Regions from separate parts of the Homo sapiens genome. Here region 2 is linked to region 1. The links are chromatin loops, found by intact Hi-C in ENCODE. Cell type or tissue: Panc1. All regions are shown on one strand. Each heading gives the region's core, and the rest is flanking DNA. Links, peaks and the distances in the headings are about the cores only. Region 1 holds the start of L1CAM (L1 cell adhesion molecule). Region 2 overlaps PDZD4 (PDZ domain containing 4).

The links. Peaks named below come from ENCODE experiments on the same cell type or tissue, not always from the same donor. Only the 100,000 strongest peaks of a DNase experiment are listed, where the experiment ranks them.
Region 2: it touches region 1 in a loop (2.4-fold over the local background); 9 of 110 quality-filtered maps call a loop at or near these places.

Annotation. Positions count from the first base shown.
Region 1 is chrX:153,880,108-153,889,410 of GRCh38, reverse strand. It overlaps L1CAM (L1 cell adhesion molecule), which reads left to right and starts at 3,238. Exons shown (of 29, transcript NM_001278116.2): 1 at 3,238-3,346. L1CAM-AS1 (L1CAM antisense RNA 1) reads right to left here and starts at 8,739. Exons shown (of 7, transcript NR_130768.1): 1 at 8,693-8,739; 2 at 5,515-5,700; 3 at 5,138-5,463; 4 at 3,975-4,048; 5 at 3,434-3,603; 6 at 2,354-2,448; 7 at 421-914. RefSeq lists an enhancer at 6,846-7,843. In Panc1, for the core only: no CTCF peak of the experiment used is centred there; a DNase peak (open chromatin) is centred at 4,715; H3K4me3 peaks cover 3,751 bases; H3K27ac peaks cover 7,175 bases.
Region 2 is chrX:153,801,203-153,810,301 of GRCh38, reverse strand. It overlaps PDZD4 (PDZ domain containing 4), which reads left to right. Exons shown (of 8, transcript NM_001303512.2): 2 at 1,707-1,960; 3 at 2,933-3,023; 4 at 3,462-3,560; 5 at 4,169-4,231; 6 at 4,696-4,797; 7 at 5,095-5,205; 8 at 5,402-8,136. The coding sequence ends at 6,949. Among named protein-coding and RNA genes, the nearest start is that of SSR4, 11 kb to the right of the region's middle. In Panc1, for the core only: no CTCF peak of the experiment used is centred there; no DNase peak of the experiment used is centred there.

The DNA.
Region 1 (9,303 bases), core at 609-8,608:
TCATAATCACACAAAGCTGGAAACTACCCAAGTGTCCTTCAGTGAGTGAATGGCTGAACAAACCCTGATCCAACCAAACAATGGAATACTACTCGGCAATCAAAAGGAAATATACTGCTCTCTCTCGCCCGCATGCTCTCTCTCTCTCTCTCTCACACACACACACAAACACACACACCAACATGGATGAAGCTCAAAAAGTATGCTGCGTGAGTGTGAAAGAAGCCAGACAAAAGAATATATACGGTATGATTCCATTTATAATAAAATTTAGAAAAGACAGAAATCAGATCAGTGGTGGCCAAGGGCAGGGGGTGGTGGGAGTGGTTGGCTGCACACAACATTCACCAAAACTCCTTGAACTGTAAACCTCAAAAGGATGAATTTTACTGTATGTAAATTATACTCCAATAAAGTTGATTTTTTTTTTTTTTTTTTTGAGACAGGGTCTCACTCTGTCACCCAGGCTGGAGTGTAGTGGTGTGATCATGGCTCACTGTAGCCTCAACCTCTTGGGCTCCAGCGATCCTCCCACCTCAGCCTCCTGAGTAGTTGGGACTACAGACATGCACCACCATGCCTAATTTTAAAATTTTTTTTGTAGAGACGTGGTCTCGCTGTGTTGCCCAGGCAGGTCTCAAAGCTGATTTTTAAAAAGACAAGAATTGTTAGACAGAATCAAACCAAACCAAAACCCAACTATGTGCTGTTTCCAAGCGCTACACCTGAGATATGAAGACACAGAAAGATTGAAAGGAGAACAGAGAAAGACACGTCTGGCTGAGCCCACCCCGCCTGCCTGCTGGCACTTCCTTACTGCCCCACTGTCGTCTGTGGCTTCTGCGTCTTCTGCATGCTCATCACAGGGTCAGAGTCTGGGGCTTCCCTTGTCCAGTCCACTGTGTCTATGAGGGCTGGGTCACAGGGAGCAGGGCTGTGAGAAGCACTTGACGTTGAAGGGAAAGAGACAGTCATCTGTCTACTTGGTGTCCCCCTAACCTCCAACAGCAAGCACATGGCAGTGGGGGGGTGGCTTGCCTCTTGTTCAGGGCCAGTCCCTCCTGCTTCTCCTGGGACTTGCTCTGCCCTTGGTCTTCTGTCACTCTTGCTCTTGCTCCCATTGGCTCCTCCACTTCATTACATGGAAGTGAGAATGGGCATCGTGGTCAAGCAGAAGGGAATTCAAGTCCGAGTTCTGCCATTTACCTTCTGGGCTATCTTGGGTGGGTCATTTGACCCCTCTGAACCTTGGTTTCCTCATCTGTGAAATGGGGGCACTGATAGTGCCAATTTCTTCCTGGTTGCATGACTGCCCCTCTCTGGACCTTGGGTACCTCACTGGGAGAGTGAGGATAATAACAGCACCATCATCTGGGGTGTGTGTGTGGATGCAATGAGCCAGTGGAGAGAAAGAGACCTTCCTAACTGTGCTTGCTGGACCCAGCCTTGAGCTCTGTGGGCTTTGGTTTTCTCATCTGTAACGTGGGGCGAATGCTTCAACAGACCTCCCCAGGTTGGTGTGCAATTTAAATGTGCAGGAAATGTAACGATGGCAGGTCCATGGCTGTGCTCAGGAAATGTGATGTCGTGTAATCCTAGTAATGAATTTTTTGTTACCATAAATGGACCCATCACTACACATTAGCAGGTGCGTATAAACGGGCTCTATTCCCTGCTTACTTCACCATCCTGATGGGCATCAAACCCTAGATTAGGTAAAGGATTTGCAGAAGTTGGGGCTTGGAGGAAAGGCTGGGAACGTAGGGAGTGAGTGGAGGCAGCAACTGGAAAGGAGAGAGGCCTATCAGAGTTCAGATCAGCAAAGGCAGGAAGCTGACCACAGCTCAGTGCCTCATGGAAAGTACGCCCTCTTGGCCCAGCTCATGAGCCTGCTGGCCTCGTGACCCAGGCGGGCTCAGTTTCCTCTGCTGTCACCTGAAGATGCCCTGCAAGTGCCCCCACTCTGGAAGCAGTCTCCCTAGCCGTCCGTCTTCACTCAGGTGCCTAGTCTTGTCCATTCTCCTCCTAAAGGCTGGGCAAACATGGCATCCAGACCCTCTCTGAGCACAGATGGGTCCACCCCAAGCTTCCCATTCCAGGGGAACTGAAGCTGGCACTATGGGGGTGGGGCATCCAAGCCAGGATGCCAGGGCTGCTCCCATGTGGGCCCTCCAGGGCCCCACACCACTTGGGGAGTCTTGTGAGACTGAGTCGAGGGCCCCTGGAATGCTTCACTGGGCAACAGGCATGCCCATAAAAATACCGTGGCCGCCAGATCTGCAATCTGCCATCGGGGCCCTAGGCCTTCCTAGCCCTGAGGCTGCAGCCAGCTCGCCGGCTCCGGAATTCTTACCCCCTCCATTTTGCTTCCTCGCCTGTGAGGTCATGGCCTTGAGCCTAGGAGGGGGCACTGGGGAGGAGCTCCTTCCTTCTCGATCCTGTGCAGGGCTGCGGGGGAGAGTGGGAGAGAGTGGAGTCGGCGGGAAAGGTCGAATGGGGCCAATCCCGAGGACAAAGAAATAAGACACCAGAGAGCTGGAGGAAAATCTGGGAGTTGGGGGTGGCAGTTCGAGGGATACCCTCTCCCAGACCCTGTCTCCCCTGGGCTCGCCTCCTACCCTGCCGCCCACCTGGGCTCTGGGGTGCGCAGGAGCCGGTGCTCCGCGGCGCCTCCCCAACACGCTGAGGACGAAGCCCCCGCACCCCTCCCAACAGGACCCTGACTGGGCCCTCAGGATCGGGGGGCATTCGGGAGAGGTCCCGGGAGTCCTGCCCTGTGTGTGTGTGTTGGGGGGGCGTTGCGTGCAGGTGCCCATCGCTGGCCGGCGCCGTCGAGGGCCAGGCCGAGGCTAAGGGAGCATCCCCTTCCTTGCCGGACTCCTCTCTCCACCGCCCGGCCCCAGGCCTCTGGGAGCACTCTCGCCCCGCGATTCCCGCTCCGAGCTTTCACAGCGGGCTCCCTTGCGCTGGGGCTGAGGACACTCTCCGGCCGGAGACTCCCGGTCTGCGGGGAAGGGGGTCTGGCGGGACCCGTCGGCTGGGGTCCCGCTGAGCTCCCGGAGTGGGCTGCCCGGGGGCCCCCAGCCCAAGCCGCGCTCGGCTGGCACCAGGGGCTAGGGTGCGGCGGGGCGGGGCGGGGCGGGGCGGGCGGCCGGGGAGGTGATCTCACTCCTCCCTCCCTCTCCTCCCCGGCGCTCCCCTCCCCCGCCCCTGCGCGCACGCCCGCCCCGCCCCGCCACAGCCGCTGCTGCCGCAGCATCGGCATCGCAGACGCGCTCGGGCGGCGGGTCCGAGGCCGGCGTGCGCGGAGGCTGGGCGGGCAGCCCGAGCGGTGGCCGCAGCGCAGGTAAGGCGGGCTGGCCTCCCCGTGCGACCCGGGCCGCGGCCGCGATCCCCCGGCGACACCACACCGCTCTGCCCGGGGTGCACGGACCAGGGAGTCCCGGCCCGGTCCGGCCCGCGGTAACCGGCGTTGCTGCCGGAGCCCCACCCATGCCGGGCGTCGGGCTCCGGGCACCGCGGGCTGTAAGCGGGGCGGGGGAGGGATGCCGGGTGCCCGAGCCCGACAGGTGAGGGGTAACCTGCGGGGCCCCAGATGCTGGCCTGGGCGGGAGAACAGGGCGGGGGGCGTCAGGCAGGGTCTGTGTGGGCAGGCGGGGGCTGAAGTTGGCGGGTCCCCGTGCGTGTGTGCGTGTCTGAGAAAGGAAGCCAGATCGGGTCGAGCGCTCCCCCACAGGCCGCCGTGGGGTGTGGCCCTGGGCGTGGCTGCCCCTCATCCCCAGCCGAGAGCTCAGTTTGGTTGAAAATCCCGGCTGACAGCGTGGTGAGGGGTAGATCGGGATAAGCCGCCCCTGCAATGGGGGGAGGGGAGTGAACGGGACTGGGCGCTGCCTGCCCCTCCGCCCCAAGGTTGGGGGGGCTTTGTTCTCCTCCTTCTTCTTTCCAAATCCCAGCCTGGGCTCCTCCGGGCTCACCCGAAAACCTGCCGCAGAGCCAGGGGCTCCTCCCCGGAGGCGTAGGGCGCCTCTGGAGCCCGTTTCCACAGGCTCTGTGGCCAGTCAGGGCTGGAGTGGGTGAGGTCGGTTCGGGCACCCACTGCTGTGCCTCCCGTGCATGGGTGTCCATCAGGTAGGGTCCATCAGGTAGGGGTGAGGGAAGGTGGGCCTCACTGGCTCAGGCGGTCCCTGCGCACTGCAGGTCTTTTGCCCACTGCCACATCTTCCTATCTCTGTGCGGTTATGGGAGGGGTCAGCGATTCCTATTCCCTCCATTCCAGGTCAGACTTTTGGGGCCTCTTGGTTGGCAGGGATTGCAAAGAACACGCACTACAATCCATTGCCCCCGACAGGGTATCTGGACCCCCCACCTATCACTGTCCCTCTCAGGAAGGCAGGCCTAGAGCCATCTGCCCCCTTCTCCAGAAGGAGTGGGGGCCTGGCACCCCCCAGGTAGATACCCTGCCCCTGTTAACCCCACCCTGAGGGCAGGGGCATCGGGGCAGCCCAGTGCCATCTCTGCTGACTCATGTGGCCCTGACGTAAATCAGTGCAGTCCGCCCTTCTTCCCCTGGGGGCTGCTGCCCAGCATCATCTTTCTGGGGCGGGGGCCTCCCCAGGGCCTCTCCCCTCCCGTCAGCTCCTTGCTGCAGGTGGTGGGACTTGGCCCAGCCTGGCCTCTCCCCTGGCACAGCTCCCATGCAGTGCCCACATGTGCACACCTGAGGGCTCCAGAGCCTTTGAGGACTCGGCTGTCTTGGCCACATGGGAAGTTTGGGGCAGGGTTGGGCCTGGGACCTTCCCACCTCCTTGGCTCCTGGTCATTTCTCTCTGCTGCATCTGAGTCTCTCTCCATATTTATTGATGTTTGTGTGTGTATGATCCCGAAAGTAATACATCTTATTGTAGGACACTTGAAATATACAGAAAAGAACAAAAGAAATTAAGAATCGCTAGTGATCTGATCACCAAGAGGGAAACACGTTCAGCACGCCCCAGCCTCCCTGGTTTGCTACACCGCGCTCCTAAAAGGCTCCTCCCCAAGTTCCCAGCTGCCAGCTCCCTGCTGAGCATCAGGAGGACAATCAGCGCTTCAAGGTGGCGGGGTCCCCTGCCCTGCAGCCAGTGAAGAGCTTCCCTACCCAGGCGCTCAGGATCCCAGCGATGGGCAGTCGTGTACTGGGCAGCTGCTCATGGCCAGTGCTCCTTTGGGCCGGGCTCTGGGCTGCCCATGGAAGAGCCAGTGACAAACTGGACCAGCATTGTCCCTGTCTTCGTGGGGTGTCACTTGTTTTCTTTTTTCTTGATGATTATCTGAAGGGAAAAGGGAGGCAAAGAGTGAGGAAGGGCCTGGCCTGAGGGCTCCTACAGTGAGCAGGGTGCCCAGATTGTGCCCCCAATCGGCCTCTCCCAGGTCCGAGCCCTTTCCACCACTGGAACTACAGCTGGCGCCTTCCTTGGCATGCACCTGGCCAGGACTGGCAGGTGAGGGTCGAGGAGACAGGCCTGTGTGCCCTACCTTGATCACCAAGTTCCCTTTCAAAGCTCGAAATGGCTGCACTGAGTGCTTTTCTGGGTGTGAGGGTGATGCGGCCTCGCAGAGTGGCCCAGGCTCCAGGAGGGCACGTTCATGGGAGAACCTGGGGTAGTGGTGGGGTCCTGTGAGGAGGTCTGCCAGGATGGGGATCCCAGCCAAGACCCTGGTCTGCCAGGCATGAGTGGGGGCATGAGTGGGGGCCCTGCCTCCCTCCCTCGTGGTTCAGACAGTGGGGGAGGCGGGGGGTCTGGATGCCCTTCTAGGGTCCCCAGCAGGGTGCTCATTGCCCTGTCCTCTGCCCCTGCAATGGGCTGGGGCTGGGTCCCTGGGTGGGGCCATCTGGAATGGGCCTGCAGCATCCCTGCCCCTGCAGTCGCTGTCTTACTTGCTCTGATCTGGCCCATCTCGGACACCTCCTTCTCCTGCTTCCCCCGCCCCCCTGCTCTCTCCTCTGCAGCCTCCCACGTCTCCCTGTGCCCCACCCCCAGGGCCATCACCTTCCTCCTCCTTCTAGGCAGAAGCCTGCTGCTGCCGGGGATGGGGTGCACCACTCCCCGTCTCCTCCCTCTGCCTCTGCCTGCCTGGCCCTCCCTTCCCTCTTCCCCCTTCCCGTCAGGGCTCTGCTCCATCTCTCTGCTTACCCTTTTGTCTGTCTTCCACCGCTCTGCTCCTCTCCTTGTCCCCCCCAGCTGCCCCTGCCTCACCCTTGAGGGCCCTGAGGTTGTGCCCTGTCCAGCAGCCACTCAGCACCCTTCTGCTGGACTCTACGCCTTGGGGTTGGGCCCAGACCCCCCATGGGGGCCTTGTCTGAGTGGAAGGCTGTATGGGGGGTGCCTGGTGAGCAGCAGCCAGACGAGCACTGGGGGAGGTAGCCCGCCCAGCTTGCCTCTTCCCCAGATATCAACAGGGTCTTTGTGGCTTCCTGAAGGCTGTGGCTGGAAAAAGAGGGAGGAGCTGGGGAGGGTCTGGCCGCTGTTCTTTCTAGAAGCTTTTCTTTGTCCAGTGGCCCCCAGCCCAGGTCCCCGTGTTCTTCCCAGGTTGGAAAGCTGCAGAGGGAGTGCCCAGCCACTGTCAGTCAGCAGCTCCTGCTCATCTCTGGCCCTTACACCCAGCAGGGGCAGCTGCGAGGGCCAGGGGTTGGGTGGGGCAGGAGGGTGGCAGCGTCCTGGGCTCCATGCACTTGGCCAAAGAGGACTTCTGAACCCGTCCATCCCAGTGCGGGTCTGAGAGTGGAACTTGAGGGAAAGGGACTGAGTCCCGGGAGCCCCTCTGCCCCCTGCCCTCCAGCCAGGCAGACTTCCTATCTGCATGTATGGGGTTTGTGTCTCTGCTTGTGTGTGTGTATTTGTGTGTGTGTAACCTCCAGTATTCCTGTTTGTCTGGGTGGGGTCATATATTTGGTTGCATGTGTGTGTGTGTTCGTGAACCAGCATGCACACACATATTGTCATGAGGCCACGTGGGTCTCCTCAGATGCCCCAACAGGGCCTGTGCTGGGAAGGGGTGGGGCTGAGGGTGGCTGCTGCAGTGGCTGGATGGGGACAGAGCCTCTGGCCAACCCAGGCTGTGCTTCAGTGGAGGGGGGTTCCCTGTGGCCCTGTCTCCCAGCCATCTGCGTCTGTGTTCATGACTTAGGAATGCCCAAGCCCTGGGGATCACAGAGGCCCCATTGTCCGCCCCCGGGCTTCCTGTGTCCCCCTCTGCCCTTTAACCCCTCGGGAGTGGGGCCCCTGGAGGGGGCCCGTGGGGCCTGGCAGTGTCTGAGCTGTTTCCAGGCACCCCCACCCCGCCCCCCGCAAACCAACACAGGCTAGGTATCCCAGGACTGCTGTGGGCCAGGGCCTCTCCCTGCCCCAGGCTGGGCTCCTTCCCTGCTCTCCTTTTCAGGCCACAGCCCCAGGAACTGGATGCAGTCTGTTCCTTCTGGCCTGGCCGCTGAAGCCCCCTCTAGTGCTAGGGTCATCCTAGCTCCCTGAGGAGGCCTGGGGCCTGAGAGGAGCCCTAGTTTTGCTGCCACCTCATTTCTCTCGCCTTCTAGGGGTCTCGGAGGCTGAAGCCTTGCCGCCTGCTGGGCATCAGTATCTCCTTCGACACAAGAATGGGGCCACTGCTGTCCCTAAATGCTGATTGGAGAGGGGCCTCTTTGGGAGGGGTTCTGGAGCCTCTGGTTGCAAGAAAGGTATCAGAACAAGTCCAGATTCCAGAGAGCAGAAGAGGGGACCAAGAAACCAGCCTGTCCCCAAGCCCAAAAGGGAAAGGAGTTGGCCTTCTCTTGGACTGAGTACCTGGATGGGGGACTTGGGGGTTTGTTTGGTGTCGGGCTTCAGCTCTGTGCTGAGACGTGATGTTGATCACATCCTACTTCCGCATGGCCTCCATCCCAAGATGTCACTCCCTGCCCCCGACATTTGCCTGCCATCTGCCTGGCAAGTAAGCCCTCCCCACGGGGCAGGATGGCTTGGAGGCCATCCTCGCCCAGGCCCCTGGTTCCCTGGGAAGCCCAGCAGGCACACATGTTGGGATGCCAGAGCCTCTGAGAGGCAGCTTAGGGAGCCACCACGCCCTCTAAAACCCCACCCCTGCTGAGACCCAGTGCCAGCTCTGTGATCTTGGACACAGTTTCCAGTTTTCTGAGCCTCCGTGTCCTCATCTGTAAAATGGGGATGATGATAGCACCTCCCTCCCTGAGGCAAATCTGGGGAGGAGATGAGTGGATGTGAGTGGAAGTGCTCATGAGGCTTTCTGGTACGTGGTAAGTCCACGCTGTAAGTTGATTTAATAGAACAGACCACAGAGGCATGTGATTGTGGGGATGGAGTGGGGCTCCTCCCTCCCTTCCCCAGTAGTCAAGACCGTCCTCCCTGAACCCCACAAAGGGTTAACCTCCGTCTCTTTTCCCCATCTTTTAAGGAGAATGGTCCATTACAGGTGAGTTGTAGTTGCCTTGGAGACTGAAGCCTCAGGCGAGATGAGGGGGCTGAGGGCTCACTCTCTCCTAAGGGTACCCTCTTAGGGAGGGGTGAGGTTGGGAGTGCAGGGACTAAGCAGCAGTCATAAAGGACTTCTGGGCCCCCAGGTACCTGTGGGGGCTCCCTGGAGCAGCCCCCTTTATGTGCTGTCTACATAACACATAACAAGGCTTTCCTCTGGCTTCCCCCACCTCTGGGACTTGGGCTGCATCACCATAGAAACCCGCCAGCCACGGCCTGGGGAGCGGGGCGGGGAGGGCCAGCGGGAGCCTTAAAGGGACACAGTGCACAGGGTGTAGGTGACACCCACACCATCGTATACACACCAACAGGCACAGAAGCCCCCCAGGCTCCCAGGCCTGCAAGCACATGGGCCCAGCACCACACTCTGACCCTTTCATGTGCCCTGTGCTGAGCCCCCAGCCCCACCCCCACTCTGGCCCACTGAGTCACCAGGCACCATGTCCCCAGGAGACAAGGGCAGGAGAAGCCGGATAGTCTCTGCTGTGCTGTTGAAGGGCTCTCTTGTTGCTTCTCCTTTGAGAGGAACTCCAGGCAGAACCTGAGAACTGACAGGCAGGTGTGCAGGGCACATGTGCAGGGCACCGCTGGAGGTTCCCTTCTCAAGGTGTGTGGTGGTGGTGGTGATGGGGTGTGTGTGTGTGTTTTCAGGGAGGAGGCAGTCACTCCAGGTCTAGCCAGGCTCCACAACCTCCCAGGTCCCTCCCTGGCAAGCTGCTTCCCATCAGACCAAAGCAGGCACTTTGGAGCAGAGGACAGAGGACTCCCTGAGGGACCTGCG
Region 2 (9,099 bases), core at 1,100-9,099, 80 kb after region 1:
TTAGCTGTGGGTAAGGTCTGTCCCCACGCTCACCTGCGGGGCATAGCCATTTGGGCATAATGCTAGTGTGTAGCCTCCCCAGGCCCAGAACAGCCCTTCCATAAGCCGCTGAGCCCATGAGGAGACCCTGCACGCCTGCCTCGAGCTGCCTCCTCCTAGAAGTGCTTCCTGCTGACCCTTGCTGGCCCCATGGCACGTGCCCTGAATTCTGGTGGAGTCTGTTCAGTCCTTCTTGGTCCTTAGTCATTCGTCCCTTCTCTACTTGCCTCCCTTCCCCAAGGAGGACTTGAAGGTCGCAGCATACTGTCCCAGGGTGCTGCGGAAGCAGCCTTCGACCTTGTGGGCACTGCTTGCCCCACCACCTGCGCTGTGCGTAATGGGCTTCCTTCTGCTACCCTTCATTGTCCTTCCTTCACCCCTACAGCATCCCGCAGAGCTGCTTAGGTCCTACTTCCGCCTTGGGCCCTGGCCCGCGATGGCCTCCTCCTCCCTGACCCCTCCTTCTGGCCACCGGGCAGCCTGTCCTGGCTCATGACCTTGACTCAGTGCCACAACCTTGCTGAGCTTGCTGACATGGTTTCCTCATCTGCAATAATGGCATCTCCCTCAAGGTTGTTGGGGGTTAGGATTTTGTGGAGACCCACATCAGGGGTCTTTCCCAGAATGTAGCACATGGCACGTGCCCAAAAAACAGTAGTGGCATTTTTTTTTCTTTGAGACGGAGTCTCGCTCTGTCGCCCAAGCTGGAGTACAGTGGTGCGATCTCGGCTCACTGCAAGCTCCGCCTCCTGGGTTCATGCCATTTTCCTGCCTCAGCCTCCCGAGGAGCTGGGACTACAGGCGCCCACCACCACGCCCGGCTAATTTTTTGTATTTTTAGTAGAGATGGGGTTTCACTGTGTTTAGCCAGGATGGTCTCGATCTCCTGACCTCGTGATCTGCCCGCCTAGGCCTCCCAAAGTGCTGGGATTACAGGCGTGAGCCACCGCACCCGGCCTAGTGGTGGCTTTATAAGGACCACTTTCTTGGCACCTCTTTTAGGCTACTTTGCAGTTCCAGGGGGCTTCTTGTACATCAAGGCCTTTTCTCTTGGGCAAGTCAGTTGTCACTGTGAGGACACAACACTGTATCTTTAGGCATCTTCCTACTTGTCCCCCAACCTGACCCTGGCCCTCCCTAGTGAGTAGACATTTGTTGAGAGACTCGGCTCATCTGAAGAGTCAAGGTCATCCTCTTGCTTGATGCTGAATGAGCACAACACAGATGCTCACTGAGTGTTGGCTGTTATGGTCCAGTCATTGCCAAGGAACTCAATGGGATCTTCATGCTAGCTCTGGCCTCAGTGCCGCCCTAGAAAGAAGTGGGTCCGGATGGGGAGAGGCCAGGAGAGCTCAAGCAGTGTCTGGAGGACGTTGTAGGGCGGTATCACAGCCTCCAGACCCAGTGCACAGAGGCTGGGTCCCCCAGTCCTTGGTGTGACTTGGTGATCCCCAGCTGGCCTTCAGTGGGATGAAGGCTGAGCAGTGGGGCTTGCCTGGGAACAGGGGCACCAAAGGTAGCCAGGGCTGCAGACAGCAGATTCCTTGCTTGAGTGGCTTGGGGTGCTGGTTGTCAGCCCAGGTCCTGCCAGCTAGGGCCTCTGCCTTGACCTCAGAGGGGAGGAGCAAGCCTTTGAGGGTTCTTACGGAGGCGTGTCTCTGCCGCAGGTGAACGGGAAGGAGCTCTCCAAGCTGTCTCAGGAGCAAACTCTGCAGGCCCTGCGCTCCTCCAAGGAGCCCCTGGTGATCCAGGTGCTGAGACGCAGCCCCCGCCTCCGGGGGGACAGCTCCTGTCACGACCTGCAGCTGGTGGACAGTGGCACTCAGACCGACATCACCTTCGAGCATATCATGGCGCTGGGCAAGCTGCGTCCGCCCACCCCGCCCATGGTCATCCTGGAGCCGTACGTCCTCTCTGAGCTGTGAGTCGCCCTCAGGAGGGCCCCGGGCCCTGCCTCCAGAGAGGACAGGCCACCTGGAGCGGCCATCCGCACGCCACCCTCTCGGGCAGGAAGCAGGCCCCTCGGCCTCCAGAACTGACCGTGGTACCCAAGGGCTCCAAAACCTCCAGGCCTCTAGCCTTGGGCCGGGCTCCAGCAGGCGCCCCGTTGTATCTACCCCCAGGGCCGAGGGAGGACCCTCCTGTCCGGGACGTCGCTGCCGGAAGTGCCAGGGTTGAGGGCCTCAGCTCCTCCTCCTCCATCCTCTCTCCTCTGCCGCCTCACAAGCATCACTCCTTGAATCTTCTTGCATCCCTTGTCTGTCTCATTCCTCTACCTGCTCTGAATTTCCTCCATCTCTTCAGCTTCTTTCTTTGGCCCGACCGGAAGAAGGGCCTTTCATCCAGGCCTGGTGGCTCATGACCGCGTGAGCGCTGCCTCATTCTGCTAATCTTAGCCCGGGCTGCGGGGAGGTAGGCCACAGGGCCATGAGCAGCCAACCTTAGTTTTGGGGCCAGGAGGGCAGCCCCTGGAGGTAGGGTGGGCCCCCCTCTGCTCTGCAGAAGTCCTCCAGGGCCTGGATAACTCCTGGGGGCGTTGCATGAGTGGGGCCAGTGCTGGGCGGGCGGGTGGGCACCCGGAGATTGGAGAAGTTGGTCCCTGCCAGCTGGCGTGGTTGGAGGAGTTCTGGTCTGGGGGACGGGAACGCTAGAGGCATGCGCAGGTCCTCTGCGTGGACGCTGCACACTCAGGTGCGAGAAGTGCCCCCGGTCTTTGCATGGCTGCATGTTGCCCAGGAAGGGGCTCTGCAGGAGGCAACTGGGCCACCCACCCTTGAGAGCACAAGCAGAGCAGGCCTCCGTGCCAGGCACGCTGGGATCGGCCTGCCTGGGAGCTGGGGCTGAGGTGTGAGAGGATGGCCAGCTGGTCTGACCCCCACCTTCTCCTGGGCAGCCCCCCAATCAGCCATGAGTATTATGACCCGGCGGAGTTTATGGAGGGCGGCCCGCAGGAGGCAGACCGCTTGGATGAGCTGGAGTATGAGGTGAGCCGGGTGGCCAGGCCAGGGCCCGCAGCCAGCTGCGGGAGCCGCCCCGACGCCTGTGTGCCTTCCTGCCCAGGCCCAACCCCGTGGCCCTCCTGGCACGCATCTGGCTGAGTCAGGGAGGGTGCGGGTGAGGTTACGTGTTCCGTCCATGTCGGTGAGTCCACGTCCCATGCACGTCTGTCTTCTGTGTCCTGTGCCTGTGTGTGCCTCGTGCATTTCCTGGGAGGGAGACCACTGAGTACGTGCGCCACGTGGGATGGTAAGAGAGACCCTCAAAGCGGGGCCTGGAAACTGAGCTCAGGGGGCTCCAGAGGAAGCTGAGGGGCTGCGGGCTGAGGGGTTGCGGGCTGAGGGGCTGGGCTGTGCTGCCTGCTCCCTCACTCACGCATTTCTGGGGCTTTCTACCTCTGCTTCCTCCCGGACCCCTCGTGGCAGGAGGTGGAGCTGTATAAAAGCAGCCACCGGGACAAGCTGGGCCTGATGGTTTGCTACCGCACGGACGACGAGGAGGACCTGGGCATTTATGTCGGAGAGGTATGCAGACGGGTATGCCCCAGCCCCGAGGCCCATCCACATGGCCTGCCTGTGGCTCAGAGGCTGCCCTTAAGGTCCCAGCTACCAGAAACAGGGCATCACAGCTAGGGTGCTGCGTGGTGAGGCGATGATGGTCGACGGCTTCAGCCACTGTCCAGTGAGGTAGTCATCTGCAGAAAGAGGCCTGTGCCTGGGTGGGACAGCAGATGGGCCTGAGAACTAGCAACAGGGTTGCTGTCTAGCCTTCTCCCGAACCCATCTTGGGCAGATGTCTTGTGTATCCCCAGGAGGGGGATGGCCCCTCGCTCCCCTCCCTACTAGTAGCATCCCACTAAAGCCACCCTTCCAGATGGACAATGTCCTACTTCCCACCAATGCCCGGGGCTGACCAAAAGCACAGGCTTCCGTGCAGAAGAGCCTAGGAGTGCAGGGCAGGGGCGGGGAGAGGTGACTACTCCACAGCCTCTGCCTCTGCTTCCTGGGGCTCAGAGCTGGAAGGGGAGCCAGAGAGCCTTCAGCTTGCTTTGGGGGCCCCTGAGGTGAGCCTGCCCCCTTCTACCGAAAGGGCATGTTAGGCACCAAGTCCCCAAGATGCGTGTGTCCTGCAGGTAAATCCCAACAGCATTGCAGCCAAAGACGGCCGGATCCGTGAGGGAGACCGCATCATCCAGGTGAGCACTTGCAGGCTGCAGGCCTGGCCCAAGGCCCCGCTGTGCCCGTCGGCCCAGCCACCTCTCTTTAGCCAGTCCCTAGCTCTCTCCCACTAAGAGCTAACCCTGAGGCCCAGCAGCCTGCCGTGTCCTAAACCCGGGCTGAGTCTCATCTCTCTCCTGCCCACTCACCCCAGTGGCTCCCGTGTGCCTATGGGATCTGCTGGCATCCAGGGCCCCTGCTGCTCTGAAACCTCCTGGCCCCTCTCCCTCTGCCCCACTCCATGCTCTCCTGAGCACACATTTGCTCTTGCAAGAGTCAGGCCGCCCTCTCCCTGGTACCTTCCACTTAGTTACATCCTCCCAGAGCTCAAGCCCCAGCCTAGCCCAGCCGAGCCCAGAGTGCTTGGGCTCCCTGCACCCGCCCAGGGTCCGCCCCAGGGCCAGCCCTAGCATGCTTGTTGATTGTATCCTGCCTGCCTCAGATTAACGGTGTAGACGTCCAGAACCGGGAAGAGGCGGTGGCCATCCTGAGCCAGGAAGAGAACACCAACATCTCCCTGCTGGTGGCCCGACCTGAGAGTCAGGTGTGTATGCCTGGCAGGGCGACCCGGGGCCACGACATCAGGCTTTCTGTCTTGGAAGCTGCTGGCCGTGACTAGGGCACAGATGTGCCAACGACCTGGAGTTGATGGAGGGCGGGTGGGCAGGGGTCTCTCAGGGCCCGTTTCCCCTCCTGGCCTCTGAAGGCTGAGGGGGCTGGGACGCTGCCCCCAGGTTGCTGAGCTTCACCGAAACAAGCCAAGTGCGGGGTCCAGAGCAGACAAGAAGGGTATATGGGGAGGTCCTTGAAGCTGTGGGGACACCAGGGCCTGTCTCCACAGCTGGCGAAAAGGTGGAAGGACAGCGACCGGGATGACTTCCTGGATGACTTTGGCTCTGAGAATGAGGGGGAGCTGCGTGCTCGTAAACTGAAATCACCCCCTGCCCAGCAGGTGAGGAAGGAAAAGGGCGCTGGTGGGGAGGGCGAGGAGGAGAGAACTGGGTGGAAGGCGCTGAGGCTGTGCAGGGTCTCCCAATGCTTGGCAGGGAAATGAACCAGGCCTGAAGCCCCTTCCGATCCTCCTGTGACATCCCGTGACATCCCTGTCCGTGGGACCTAACTGAGCGGTACTTACCTTTCTGCTCTAGCCCGGAAACGAAGAGGAGAAGGGGGCTCCCGATGCCGGCCCAGGCCTGAGCAACAGCCAGGAGCTGGACAGCGGGGTGGGCCGGACTGACGAGAGCACCCGGAACGAAGAGAGCTCTGAGCACGACCTGCTGGGGGACGAACCCCCGAGCTCCACCAACACCCCGGGAAGCCTGCGCAAGTTTGGCCTGCAAGGGGACGCCCTGCAGAGCCGGGACTTCCATTTCAGCATGGACTCTCTGCTGGCCGAGGGGGCGGGGCTGGGAGGGGGCGACGTCCCGGGCCTCACGGATGAGGAGTATGAGCGCTACCGTGAGCTCCTGGAGATCAAGTGCCACCTGGAGAACGGCAACCAGCTGGGCCTCCTCTTTCCCCGGGCCTCCGGAGGCAACAGCGCCCTGGACGTCAACCGCAACGAGAGCCTGGGCCACGAGATGGCCATGCTGGAGGAGGAGCTAAGGCACCTGGAATTCAAGTGCCGCAACATACTGCGGGCGCAGAAGATGCAGCAGCTGCGTGAGCGCTGCATGAAGGCCTGGCTGCTGGAGGAGGAGAGCCTCTACGACCTGGCGGCCAGCGAGCCCAAGAAGCACGAGCTGTCCGACATCTCCGAGCTGCCCGAGAAGTCGGACAAGGACAGCACCAGCGCCTACAACACTGGGGAGAGCTGCCGCAGCACCCCGCTGCTTGTGGAGCCCCTGCCCGAGAGCCCCCTGCGGCGGGCCATGGCCGGCAACTCCAACTTGAACCGGACCCCTCCCGGCCCCGCTGTTGCCACCCCCGCCAAGGCAGCTCCTCCACCGGGGAGCCCCGCCAAGTTCCGGTCCCTCTCCCGGGATCCTGAGGCCGGCCGGAGGCAGCACGCGGAGGAGCGCGGCCGCCGCAACCCCAAGACGGGGTTGACCCTGGAGCGTGTGGGCCCTGAAAGCAGCCCTTACCTCTCGCGGCGCCACCGCGGCCAGGGCCAGGAGGGCGAGCACTACCACAGCTGCGTGCAGCTGGCCCCGACGCGAGGCCTGGAGGAGCTGGGCCACGGCCCCCTGAGCTTGGCCGGTGGCCCTCGGGTGGGCGGGGTGGCGGCCGCGGCCACTGAAGCACCGCGCATGGAGTGGAAAGTGAAGGTGCGCAGCGACGGAACCCGCTACGTGGCCAAGCGGCCCGTGCGAGATCGGCTGCTGAAAGCCCGTGCCCTGAAGATCCGGGAGGAGCGCAGCGGTATGACGACCGACGACGACGCGGTGAGCGAGATGAAGATGGGCCGCTACTGGAGCAAGGAGGAGCGGAAGCAGCACCTGATCCGGGCCCGTGAGCAGCGGAAGCGGCGCGAGTTCATGATGCAGAGCCGGCTGGAGTGCCTGCGGGAGCAGCAGAATGGCGACAGCAAGCCCGAGCTCAACATCATTGCCCTGAGCCACCGCAAAACCATGAAGAAGCGGAACAAGAAGATCCTGGACAACTGGATCACCATCCAGGAGATGCTGGCCCACGGCGCGCGCTCCGCCGATGGCAAGCGGGTCTACAACCCTCTTCTCTCAGTCACCACCGTGTGAGCTGCCCGGGCGGGTACACGGCCCAGGCCCAGGGAACCCCCTGGGGCCCCGGCCCTCACTCTCCTATAGAGATTGTGTGTGTGTGTGTGTGCGCGCGCGCGTGCTCGCTGTGCGCACGCACACATCTCCTCGTCTGGGTGTGCGCACAGGGCTTTGTTAGCAGAGAGAAGCCCCTGAGGAGAAGGGACGCTTTTCTTCCTTCTGCCCAAGTAAAGTGACCATGCCAGTGGCCAGCACTGGGGGCACACCTGTGATGGGCACCCCTTCAGCTGTGCGTGTGCATTCCCCATCCCCCATGCTCTTGCGTGTGCTTGCACGTGCACGCACACACACACCCAGTGCTCTCTCCACCCGACCCGTGTACTTGCAGACAGGGAAGCTGAGCTGAAAGGAGCACAAGAGAGTGTCCGGCTTCGCTGCTGAGCGCGGCCTCTCCCCGCCGCTGCGCACTGCAGTTATTTGTAGACAAAGGCACCCCTGATTTTTGTGGTTTTTCTCCCTTTCTGTGCTTGCCAATAGTTGTTTTGTTTTGTGGACCTGCCCTGGGGGCTGGCAGCTCCTTCAGGCAGCCTGGCAGAAGTGGAACTCCCCTCTCCACTGATGGCTGGGAAGGGAGTTGGGGAGGAAGAGTGGGAGGGAGGGCTGGGGATGGATGGGAGGGAAGGGGAGGGAAAGGTGGGAGGAATGGGAAGCAGCTGTTCTGGTGGCTTCCACTCTGAGGTGTGGGAACGGGGAGCCTCTGGGGGGCACCTGTTTCCCCAGTGACTCAGAGAGAGCAAGACTGCAGGAACGGAGGGGTCCTGCAGGGTGTCCACCAAGAAGTCACAGAGCCCGTTCTGCGCCCCACACCATCTGGAGCAGGGGCTTCTCTTCTGAGTGAACTGAGGAAGGTGCTTAGATGGTGAGGGCTCTAGAAACCAAGCCCCATGAGCAGCAGTGGAAGACCTCGGGCCATGCGGCCTGGGGAGGACTTGGTGGCGATCCGCAACCTGGACCCCAGTGAGAGGCGGTGGGCTGACTGGGAAGGAGAGGCCCCCAACCTCCTCAGGATTTGCACGTGTGAACTAGGCTGCCTGTGGGGTGCCCCTTAGGCTTGGAGAGCCCCAGATTGGAGGCAGACAGACTGCACCACCCCTTCCCCCCCTGCATCTCAAGAATAAAGCAAGCTGCCTTTGTACTTGGTTGAATCGTGGCCTCCCTGTGTTCATTCTTATTGGGCTGGGGAAAGAGTTGTCAGTTTGGGGTGGGAGAAGGAAGAGGGGGGCAGGGTTAGGGTCAACTGAAAGCCACGCTGCAGCCCTCGGTTTGTCTTGGATGTCAGGAGCAGTGACTGTGACCTCCCATGGACAATTGTGTGGCACTCCAGGAGATATACCAGAGTCGCCTGAGTCATTTCAGAGGTGTCACAGTCACAGGGTGGTGACCAGATGCAGAAGGCTGGCAGAAGCCTGACTTCAGACTAGCCTCCAGGCAAGGGCCACGGTCATCTCCATGGGCCAAACCGTAGGTGGGGCCCGCTGCTGGCACATGCCACAGAGAAGTGGGTTCCAGCCCCATCCCTCCCAGCAGGGCCTGATGCCGTCCACTCTGGAAGGCGGAAGCTGCCCTCCCCATTTGGTGATCCCACAGTGCCTAGCAAGGTGCTCAGTTTGCAGAAGGCACCTAGTGGATGTCTTGGCCAGATAGATGAATAACCGCGTCGTTGCCAGGGCCCTTCCATCCTGGGAGCTCTCAGCAAACCTTCGGGCTCTATCAAGTCCTAGGAGCCATGCTCAATGCTGGGCAGGGTCAGGGCCTCAAAGACAACTCCGCAGAAAACATGGGCACAGCCTCTCATGGGAGTGGCACTCCCTGGAGTGGGCAGTGCTGCCATGAAGGAGCGGAAGTGGTCAAGGAGGCATTCAAATTCTCCAGAAAGAAGACAATATAGGCCAGGTGCGGTGGCTCACGCCTGTAATCCCAGCACTTTGGGAGGCCGAGGTGGGTGCATCACATGAGGTCAGGAGTTCGAGAGCAGCCTGGCCAACATGGAGAAACCCCGTCTCTACTAAAAATACAAAAATTAGCCGGGCGTGGTGGCAGGTGCCTGTGATCCCAGCTACTCAGGAGGCTGAGGCAGGAGAATCACTTGAACCCGGGAGGTGGAGGTT